Regions from separate parts of the Mus musculus genome. Here region 1 is linked to region 2. The links are chromatin contacts, found by Hi-C or POLR2A ChIA-PET in ENCODE. All regions are on one chromosome and are shown on one strand. Each heading gives the region's core, a stretch centred on a gene start or an enhancer-like site at or near the end of the contact. The rest is flanking DNA. Distances are from core to core; before and after follow the strand shown.

Region 1 (5,125 bases), core at 350-2,849, 69 kb before region 2:
GTCCCTCTCATAAATTGGTGCAGTATACTGTCTAAAAGTTTCATGAACAGAATGTGGTAAGTTTCTATCTGCTGGATCTAAAATCTACTGTCATAATCATTTAAAAAATAAGTCTGTAAACACCAGAAGGTTACTCTGAGGGTTAACTATGGTGATTTGATTATTGTACTGCCTTGAAATCTATTTTTAAAGGAGACTCAGCTAACTAGCAGTGGAAGAACGCTGCCTTAGCTGTAGGACTTGTTCATAAACATACACAGGCTTTTCTCACATCGAATCTATAGCTAACTATTGCTGTAACATTTGTTTAGCCTCCCAAAGAGTTGCCCAACCTGTGGTACATTATCTAAATTTGGAAACGGGACCATAATTATACCTGTGGGTCACCTACCTCCTCTACTGAGGTTTTTTTGGAGAGGACTGTGTTAACCACAAAACCAAATGCAACCACAAAGATACTTTTCTAAGAAAAAAATTTTCTCTCCTTCCCAAACCAATTTGGTTATTTTAGATTAGTGAAAAATGGTAAGAAGCATTCCATGGTTGGTTTTAGATCAAGCCTTAACCCCCAACAGTCTATTTAAATAAGAAACAATGTGGATCATGGGATAAAATATTTGCAACAGATGACAAAAAGCATCTACATACTAAAAATATATTCACTATAAATATATATATAAACATATATATATATGACTTATATACATACATATACAGAATAAATATAAATCTTGAAATCTTGTTTGGTAAGCACTGGTTATAACATATTTATTATGTAGAAAAAGAAGCCTCAGGTTTAATCATCTGCATAACGATTTGACAAGGTAAAATTAGATGTGTCATTTATGTAAGATGCTACTTGGAACAATTACTTTTCAAACCTTCACCTTTCAAGTAGGAAAAAATCATTCTGTTCCCAAGACCCAGTGTCATGATCTCCTGCTTGTTAGCATTAACCTCGAGCAACTTTGCTCACATTTATTCTTGGAAAAGGAGAATGGAAGGAAAATAAAAAGGGAATACAGGAGTAAAGGAAAACAGAGGTGTGAGATATTCAGAGACAAATATGATAACAGTCCCAATCAAGGAAGAAATGGATTATGTTGAGCTAGGATGCAAAGGAGTTAATAACTGCTAGCATAAATACTACAGTTAGCAACAGTTGCATTGGTCCAAACAACAAAGAATTGTGGGTTTTCAGCTGAGAATTCCTAGACATGTCAGCAGACAGTAACATGTTTCAGAGTGACATCCTTCAAAAAGCTGATAGTGGGGTGCACTGTAGGAACCCAGGTGCAAAGGCCAGATGGAGCTCTGAGCTTAAGCATTCAGCTTTGCCATTTATAAACTGAGCCCGTCAGATGTGAATAAGTTCCGAACCCTGTTTTCCTTCCAAGTAAAACTCAAGACTTGAGAGTTTAATCTGCCGTCTTTGCTTTGAAAATCAAAGCCTACAGATTGTGAAGGCTGACTGGTGGCCTCTCTGCTTCCTTCTTTATATTCTTATGTAACAGCAAACTCTCCCAAAAATAGATGATACAATTTTCACATCAAAGGTACATGGCAAAATTCCTACAGATTTAAAGAATTTTCTTCCCTTGAGGAGAAACAACATTGCCAGTGGCTGTTCCCCAACAATAAAATGTGCTCAGGAGTCCTTGGCGATACAATGGGCGTGACGAGTGAAGGAGGATGCTCAGAAGCAACAGATGCTCAGGAAATCCGCAGCTTCAGTCTGTGCATTCATCGGCACAGTCCAGTGCTTTAGAAAACTAAAGTGTAAAAGCACTCTTCTAGTCAGACATTCGTTTGCTTAACCACGTTTATTGCACAAAGATTGCATGTCAAGCACAGAATCAGAAACTAAGAATGCAAAATTAGAATGACTCATCAGCACCCGAAAAGCTCTCCTCTAGTTGGTATAAGACAAGAAACCTATTGTTCCGATACTGGAATATAATGAACACTATATCAGAAATACATAGGATTTTTGGGAAGAAAAGGCAGAAGCATTTAATAAGTATATAGTGATATGACAGAGATTGGTGGAGAGAAAGTCATTATACAACTAAAATTACACCAAGTGGGAGAGGAAAGGGGCCAGCTCTTAACGGAGTCCTTTGTTTTCCTCAAGATAAAATTTTATTCTCCTTTTTGTTAAGCTTCAAGAAGGTAGAGATCAAAATGAACTATGTCTTAATCTCGTTTCATGAGCTAATGTTCTCTAGTAGTGGGTATTTCATGAAAATATTTTATTGGAAAAATTACTCAATGAAATAGCTACAGTGAATTGCTCATACTCTCAACAGAAGTGATTAATGTATAGATCAGCTAGCCTGATAGTTTCTCTTGGATGGCTTCCTACTTACTGTTCTATTGCTATGAGGAGATACCATGACAAAGGCAGCTTACTGAACAAAGCATGTTATTGGTGGCTTGCTTAGAGTTGTGAGCTAGAGCAGTACCTAACTTACATCGTTATCTGCAGGCAGGAGGCAATGTGTTTGGGTTTTGGACTACCCTCAGGGTCACCTCCTTTAACGAGGCCACACCTCATAATTCTTTGAAACAATTCAACTAAGAACCAAATATTCAAATATATGAGCTCACAAGGACCATTCTCATTTAAATCGTCCCATTCCACTTTCTGACCGGCAAAGCCTTGTAGCCATATCGTAATGCAAAATGCATTCAGTTCAACTTCAAAGGTCCCCAGAGTCTCAAACAGTCTCAAGATTGTTAAAATGCCCAAAGTCCCTTTTGAGACACAGGCATTCTCTTAACTATTATCCCTGTAAAATAAAAATTAATTAAGTTAAATTAAATTAAATTAAATTAAAAAGCAAATGACAAATTCCAATAACAATGTTACAGACTATGTGTTACCATTCCAAATGTCGAAAAGGGAACATGGTGAGAAAATACTGGTCCAGAGTGAGATGAAAGTTCAATGGCACAAACTCTAAAGCCTGACTTAGATTTCTCATACTCCTGCCGGCTTTGTTGACTGCAGCACACTTTTTCTCTCCTGGGCTTTTTCCACTTTCTGTCTGCAGCTTACCCTTGGCATGCATCCCAAGATTATAGTATCTCCGATATCCTTGAGACGCCAATGAATCTAGAAAAGATTCACCCCTGTGCCTGAAGCTGCCAAGTTCTTCTGCTGGCTTGGGATGGGCTCTGACCCTATCCTTGAATTACATTTGCGTAAGCTTTGACTTGTTCAAAGTTTTTCCTTTGCTTCACAAGCTTTTTGTTGCCCTAAGGGTGCCCCTCCCTTTATTCATTTTCCCTCAAGTTTTTCCTTAAACTCTTCTCTTTGATCTGAAGGCTTGGATCCAACAGTACATTTTCTGGTCCTCTTTTTCTTTTTTCTTAGATATTTTCTTTATATACATTTCAAATGCTATCCCGAAAGTTCCCTATATCCTCCACCCACCCTGCTCCCCTGCCCACCCACTCCCACTTCTTGGCCCTGGTGTTCCCCTGTATTGGGGCATATAAAGTTTGCAATACCAAGGGACCTCTCTTCCCAGTGATGGCTGACTAGGCCATCTTCTGCTACATATGCAGCTAGTGACATGAGCTCTGGGGGTACTGGTTAGCTCATATTTTTGTTCCACATATAGGGTTTCAGACCCCTTCAGTTCCTTGGATACTTTCTCTATCTCCACCATTGGGGGCCCTGTGTTCCATCCAATAGATGACAATGAGCATTCACTTCTGTATTTGCCAGGTACTGGCATAGCCTCATACGAGACAACTATAACAGGGTCCCTTCAGCAAAATCTTTCTGGCATTGTGCAATAGTGTCTGGGTTTGGTGGCTGATTGTGGGATGGATCCCTGGGTGGGGTAGTCTCTAGATAGTCCATCCTTTTGTCTTAGCTCTAAACTTTGTCTCTGTAACTCCTCCCAGGCGTGTTTTGTTCCCTATTCTAAGGAGGAATGATGTATCCACCCATTGTCTTCCCTCTTCTTGATTTTCTTGTGTTTTGCAAATTGTATCTTGGGTGTTGTATGTTTCTGGGCTAAAATCCACTTATCAGTGAGTGCATGTCCTCTTTTTCTCTTCGAGCTGTCCATTTTGTATTTATTTTTGTCCTGATTGCCCTTTTCCATTATAAATCTGCACAAGAGTGGTTACTAATAACTGAGTGACATGGTCAATACTAGCTTGTTTTGGAATCTCATCTGATAATGACATTATTTCAAAGCTCTTCAATTTAGCCTCAGGCAGATTCTTAGGACAAGGGCACAAGTCAGCTAGTCATTGCCAAAGTATCACAAGAATGGTATGCAGGCCACTGGTTAATATTCTTCCCTTCTTAAACCTCTTGGGCTGGGTCTCTATAGTCCACAATGCTGTCTTCTAAGCTTCTACTATAGTGGCTAGTTCAGCCCCACTTACAGTGTTCAACTACTTTCCAAATCCAAGGACCCACATCCATGCTACACCAGTAAGCAGCATCGTCATAGCAACACCCCAGTCCCTGGTACCAATTTCTGTCTTAGCTCCTGCTCTGTTGCCAGGAGTAGGTAACATGGCAAAGCATTAGAAGAGAGCCTTTAACTGGGAGCTTTCTTACAGCTTCAGAGGAATAGTCAATGAACATCAAGGCAGGGAACATGGTAGCAGGCAGAAAGGTATGGCATTGGAGCAATAGCTGAACGATTACATGACCTGATCTGTATACAGGTGTGTGTGTATGTGTGTGTGTGTGTGTGTGTGTGTGTGAGAGAGAGAGAGAGAGAGAGAGAGAGAGAGAGAGAGGGAGAGAGAGAGGCAGAGAGAGAGACTGAGCCTCATGGACTTGTTTGAAACTTCAAAGGCTACTCCCCAGTGACACAACTTCTCCAAGAAAACCATGCCTCCTAATCCTTCCTAAACACTCCACCAATTGGGAATCAACTATTCAAGTAAATGAGCCTATGAGGGCCTTTCTCACTCAAAATAGCACAAATGATCAATCCCAAGGAATGGATAATTATTCCTTGACAGGTATAACCTGGTTCCTTGTTCCTCAGTTTCACTACCAGTTCAAAGAGCAGCCTTTCTTCTTGCATAAACTCTGATCTAAAGCTGGAGAATTTACAGAGCTCTGGAGTAGAGTATAAGTTCCAAT
Region 2 (4,973 bases), core at 1,518-4,017:
GCCTCAATAGCATGGGCTCAGCTCAAGTCGTTTAATCTGATGACTGATAGGTTTTGTCACATGGGCTCCTACCACCTCTACTGGAAGAGTCAATTATGGGAGGCTCCTTAGATAGAGGTCTTGAAAGGATGCAGTTCTCGTCACAGTCAATATTCAAACCAATACTCTGTCCTATACTTAAAACTTGAGCCAGTGCCTCTCTGTCTCTTTCCCACTGTCCAGCTTACATACAACTAACTCCAGTTTGGAAACCCATACTGAATTCTCAAGTAGTACCTGGGTGGAAAATGAGCTACTTGTGTTTTTTTACTAAGTCTGAGCTATACTGCATTTCAATTTTTGATTGCTAAATACCAAGAAGGATTTTGTTGATGATAATGAAATGATGGGGTGAGAAGAAAGAACAGAGTGTGAGGGGAATAAAAACACATTTGGGGGGGCATCACACAGCCTAGGTAGGCAGCTCAAGCTTGAGACCATCCCACTGCACAAGTCCAGTGCCACAAGACAGGGGTAATCAATAGCACTCCCCAAACACCCAGAGACCCCTGGAGCTTCTGAGATGAGCAAGGAAGTGGTGAGGAGTTGGAAGAGAAAGAGAAGCAGAAAGGAAGTATGCACAGTGAAGAGAGGTAGAACTGGAGACTTGAGGGAAGTAAGGAACTGTCTGATGTGAATAGCCAGCAATGCCACCTGAGTCTACGCTGAGTTCCTGACCCTTGCTACTGCGGAAGGCCATGTGTGGGTCAGTGACCCTGCAGTAGGTGGGAAGGGATTGTCTGTTATCACTAAAGACCATACAGTCATCTCTGGTCTGGGCTTCTGCATGGGGCCATCTTGGTGTGTGAAGGCTGCCCCCTTATCTGGTCCTTAATATGATATGACTGGTGTTCTCCTAAGAAGAGAGTAGTACAAAGATTACATGTACACAAAGACTGGCCATACAAGGACACAGAGAAAAAACAATACTCTTGAGTTAATTCATGAAGCTTTAGAAGAAACCACACCTACTAACCCCCCAGACTATGAGAAAACAAATTTCTGTTACTTAAATGACCCAGACTCTGGTACTATAAAATGACAACCTTGATTTACCTAAAGAAAAACATTCATGATGAAGTTAAAGCAAATTTTTTTTTTCTGAAAGAGAAAGAGATGGCCACATTACTTTTATTTTTTATTGCTTGGGTATATCATACTCATGTTCTATGAAGTTGATGTGGTCCTTATGTATAAGATTACATTGTACATGTCTCTAAATTTTACCTTTAAGGATGCTTCCACTTTTATCAGCTTTCTTTTTCACAGGAACCCCTTCAGATGATATTTTCCTCTTTATACATCAAGACATAAGATTGAGTAGAGAATGAGCTCTACAGCAAATATCTCGGAGTTTTCATATCTATACATGACTGAGAAATTAACACGTTTCTCTTCATAGCTCTGCATTCATGTAAAGGGAAACCCAGAATAAAACCAATGATATTATTGAATGCCCCTTTTAATTTCTCTATCCACAGTACTTGGTTAAGAATCTGTATCCACTTGAGGGGTACAGTAAAACATGATTTATGATCATGAAAGATTCCATGTGAAAACTATAAGATATTGTATGCATCAAAGGCACGTGGTTCAACTGTGTACATTCAGTTCTGTGTGCTGTGGAAGATTATGGCTTGAAAAAAATGCTAAGTGTAAGTTAAGGCTTAAAATTCTGCTCAGAGAATAGCATTCTCTGTGAAACTCTGTTATAACCATCTGTCAAGGCCGCAGAGCTTATGTATGAAGAAATAAGATCCTCAAATAAGCCTCAGCAAATGGGAACAGCCTCAGGGACCCTTCTACTTCAGGCTCCCATCTGCCACACTCTTCCTTGCAGCTCAGAGAGCTTAAACTTTCTTGAAATTGTTCAGAACTGTCTGTCATATCAACTCCCAGAGTCTCCTTCCAAAGACCCAAAGCATAGCTTCCATGCTTTCTTCAGTTATACTTCAGTTGTTTTTAGTTGTATTTATTGTACTAATGAGTAAAGCTGGGGTAAGGGCAAGACAATACACTCTTTAAAAAATGGTTTCTCTTCCTTTCTACCCCCTTTTCTTGATCTATTTTTTCCACTTACCTAGGCATATGTCAGCTGCAACTAAAAGTAGTAAAAAACCTTAATTTTTGTTTTTTGTTTTTTGTTTTTTTTTCATTTTCACTCTGCAGATGCCTTGACTTTTTTAGAACAGTTTTACACCGTGTAAAAGAGGGTTAACAACACTTTGAAATCCTGAGGATTGAATGGGACAGGGCAGACTCTGGCTCCTAGACAAGGACTTGGCATATGATCATAGTCACAGGTATTAGTTAAAGAAGACCCCAGTTCCAGTCAGGCTCTATTATGGCTTTCATAGACACAGTCACATGTTATTTGTGAGTTGTAGCCATAGGACTTGTTATATCTTCAGACTTATGGGGTTTGTTGTTGATGTTTTCTATCTAATCACTAACTCAAAGATTTATTCACTGCATCTTAGACACTATGTGGGCTCACTAGTATTCTCTTTCTCTCTAGACTTTGATATATGCATTAGAACATGTCACCTTTGGCCCTGGTGTTCTTTTGATATGTAAGGTTTCCTGAGTAACATGGAAGACTCATTTGTGAAAGTCTGATTGCCATTATTATATGTGCTTGGTTTTGCTTAGCTCTCAGGGTTACTTAAGTTCAACAGCTCACCATATGAGTCACCAACAGATTATGTTTTGTCACAGCAGACAAAAGTGTCATTTTTGTAAGACACACTTTTATGTGTGGCTAGGGTTCTTTCACCTTCAGGACTTGCAAATCACAATGCAAGGTTTCTCTGTTTTAATGAGCTAAAGTTCTGATCAATATTGATGCCATTCTAGGTGTTTCTAAAAAGAGAGTACAGCTTTGGCAAAAGTCTTACATTTCTTGCAACTTATCTCCCTATTCCTCTCCCTCCATAGAGTTTTGGGCTATGTCTTTGGTGCTATTGTCATGAATTTGATTTTCCATATGAGTGATTTGCCTGTATACGATGCCTGTAGAGGCTACATCCTCTGAAACTGGAGTCACACATTGTTATCTGTCACATGGGTGCCGGGACTGAAACCAAGGTCCTCTGGAAGAGCACCTGTGAATCTTAACTGCTTAGCCATCTCTCTGCAGCCCTAGGTGACATCTTTTATTTCTTGCATACTCCACTGTAGTAAATTGTGAAAGGATAAAGAAGTCTCCGTGGCCATGGAAACGCACATACATAGTCATAGGGACATGAATACATTCATAATATACTTACTTCTATGTATATCTATAATTGTATCCTGTCCTATATAGAATCCATTAATACACATTATTGGAAATGCAGTTAAAGACATTAAATTTCCTCACTTGACCAATAGCTGGTGCATTGGACAAAGCAGCTCTGATACGTCTGAGGTTCAGGAGACAAGTACATACCGTTAAAGGGCCTTCCTGGGTATCACATGGATTCCTTGAGGTAGATTCTCCTCCTTTATTCTTTGCAGATGACAGCTAGAGGTATAAACTGCCTGCTTTCTCTTTTCTAATTGCCTGCCTTTTTAGTTCCTCATTAGGCTAATCAATAGCCATGAGTGCATCTTGCTAGGGACCTAGATGCATGTATTAACTAAGATACCAAGAGCGGATCACAGAAAGAGTTGTAGGCGAGGTTCAGAAAAAAACGACCTTGCCCACACTAGAAGGTTCATTAGACCCTTACTTGAGATTTCAACACAGCGAGCCTTCATGGCCCCGACCCCGGCTGCCCACTCTCTACTCTCCAGGCACTGGCACACACCTGCCTTCTAAATCATTTGCCACTGCATCTCCAAATGGTTATTTGCTATTTAACATTTTCATTTCAAAGCCTTTTCCCTGCTCCCTACTGTTCTTCTCAGGACTTGTTCTCTTTCATATTTTTGCACTAAAAGGTCACCTTCTACTCCCTTCTCCCAGATTTCCTGCCTTCAATGCACCCAGGTGGCATTGTGTATGTGTTTAAATTATTCCCAGTCTGTGTGCATTTCCATACCATGTTTCCTATGTGATTAACTGATGCAAAGCTGAGCTTTCAATGACAGTGTACAGGTCCTGTTCTTATTGTCCCAAGTGCATTGTTACACGTGAACATGGAGAACTGCAGCTCGACTTAGAGCACCTTTCTGAAACCCACTACTGCCTCTTTATGAAAGTCCCTTTAAGGCCCTTTATGAAAGTCAGTAGTACTTTTCAACGAGAAACTCATCACTCCTGCAGTCACTTTCGAGAAGTCTTGTAAAAATCCAATTGCTCTCCCTTCTTAGTTCATGCTCACAGCTCCTAGAGGTGTATTCTTTGCCATTTTGCGTATGGAGAAACAGAAGCCCAGAATGGTTACTCAGTACTGAAGAAACAGGAAATCAGAAGGAGTTCCACAAATAGAAGCCATGTTGACGTCGTTCAGCTTGAGGGTAAAGCACGATTCCTGGGTATGAAAGAGTTTCACTCCGCCCCTTTTCTGCTAACACTGGAAGGTCTATATTTCCAAGCAACTTTAGATGTGAAAATAGGCATAACTGTGGATTCTATTTCCAGCCACATATCCAGATGGTTCTTACATTATTAGCATGGCACTGGACCTTTCTCCAGGTCAAAATAACAATAAAATAAAATAAAACAAAACAAAACAAAACAAAACACACACAAAACAACTCCTCCAGTTCAGAATCCATCAATGAACTATGGGTAACTAGGCATGGTATTCTAGATTATTGCTAAAACATTTGATAGTAGTATCAAACAGTATCTCAATGAACTGGTTAACCGAGGTCCTAATAACTTAACCAGTAAATAGAAGCTGGTCCTAGAAAATGGGATTGGAAAAATTAACAAAGCCAGTTCACTTATCCTAAGTAATTTATGCGAGTCTGTGAGGCAGTTATTTTCAGAGATCGCTCCTGGG

Evidence for each region. A loop is a pair of places that touch in the nucleus more often than their neighbours do. ChIA-PET counts read pairs that join two places held with the same protein, here RNA polymerase II (POLR2A).
Region 1: a map of left cerebral cortex shows a loop between it and region 2 (2.8-fold over the local background). The contact joins two enhancer-like sites. A Hi-C loop is called at or near these places in 1 of 37 maps with a recorded cell type or tissue (left cerebral cortex). POLR2A ChIA-PET finds 5 or more read pairs at or near these places in 1 of 5 experiments (embryonic stem cell).

The regions. Positions count from the first base shown.
Region 1 is chr13:110,738,451-110,743,575 of GRCm38, reverse strand. No RefSeq gene overlaps it. Among named protein-coding and RNA genes, the nearest start is that of Gm33172, 57 kb to the right of the region's middle. Within about 2 kb of position 1,599, at least 1 of the 3 ENCODE cell types and tissues checked has a DNase peak (open chromatin) inside an H3K27ac peak, as active enhancers do; it is left cerebral cortex, where a contact is called at or near this core.
Region 2 is chr13:110,670,551-110,675,523 of GRCm38, reverse strand. No RefSeq gene overlaps it. Among named protein-coding and RNA genes, the nearest start is that of Gm33172, 11 kb to the left of the region's middle. Within about 2 kb of position 2,767, at least 1 of the 3 ENCODE cell types and tissues checked has a DNase peak (open chromatin) inside an H3K27ac peak, as active enhancers do; it is left cerebral cortex, where a contact is called at or near this core.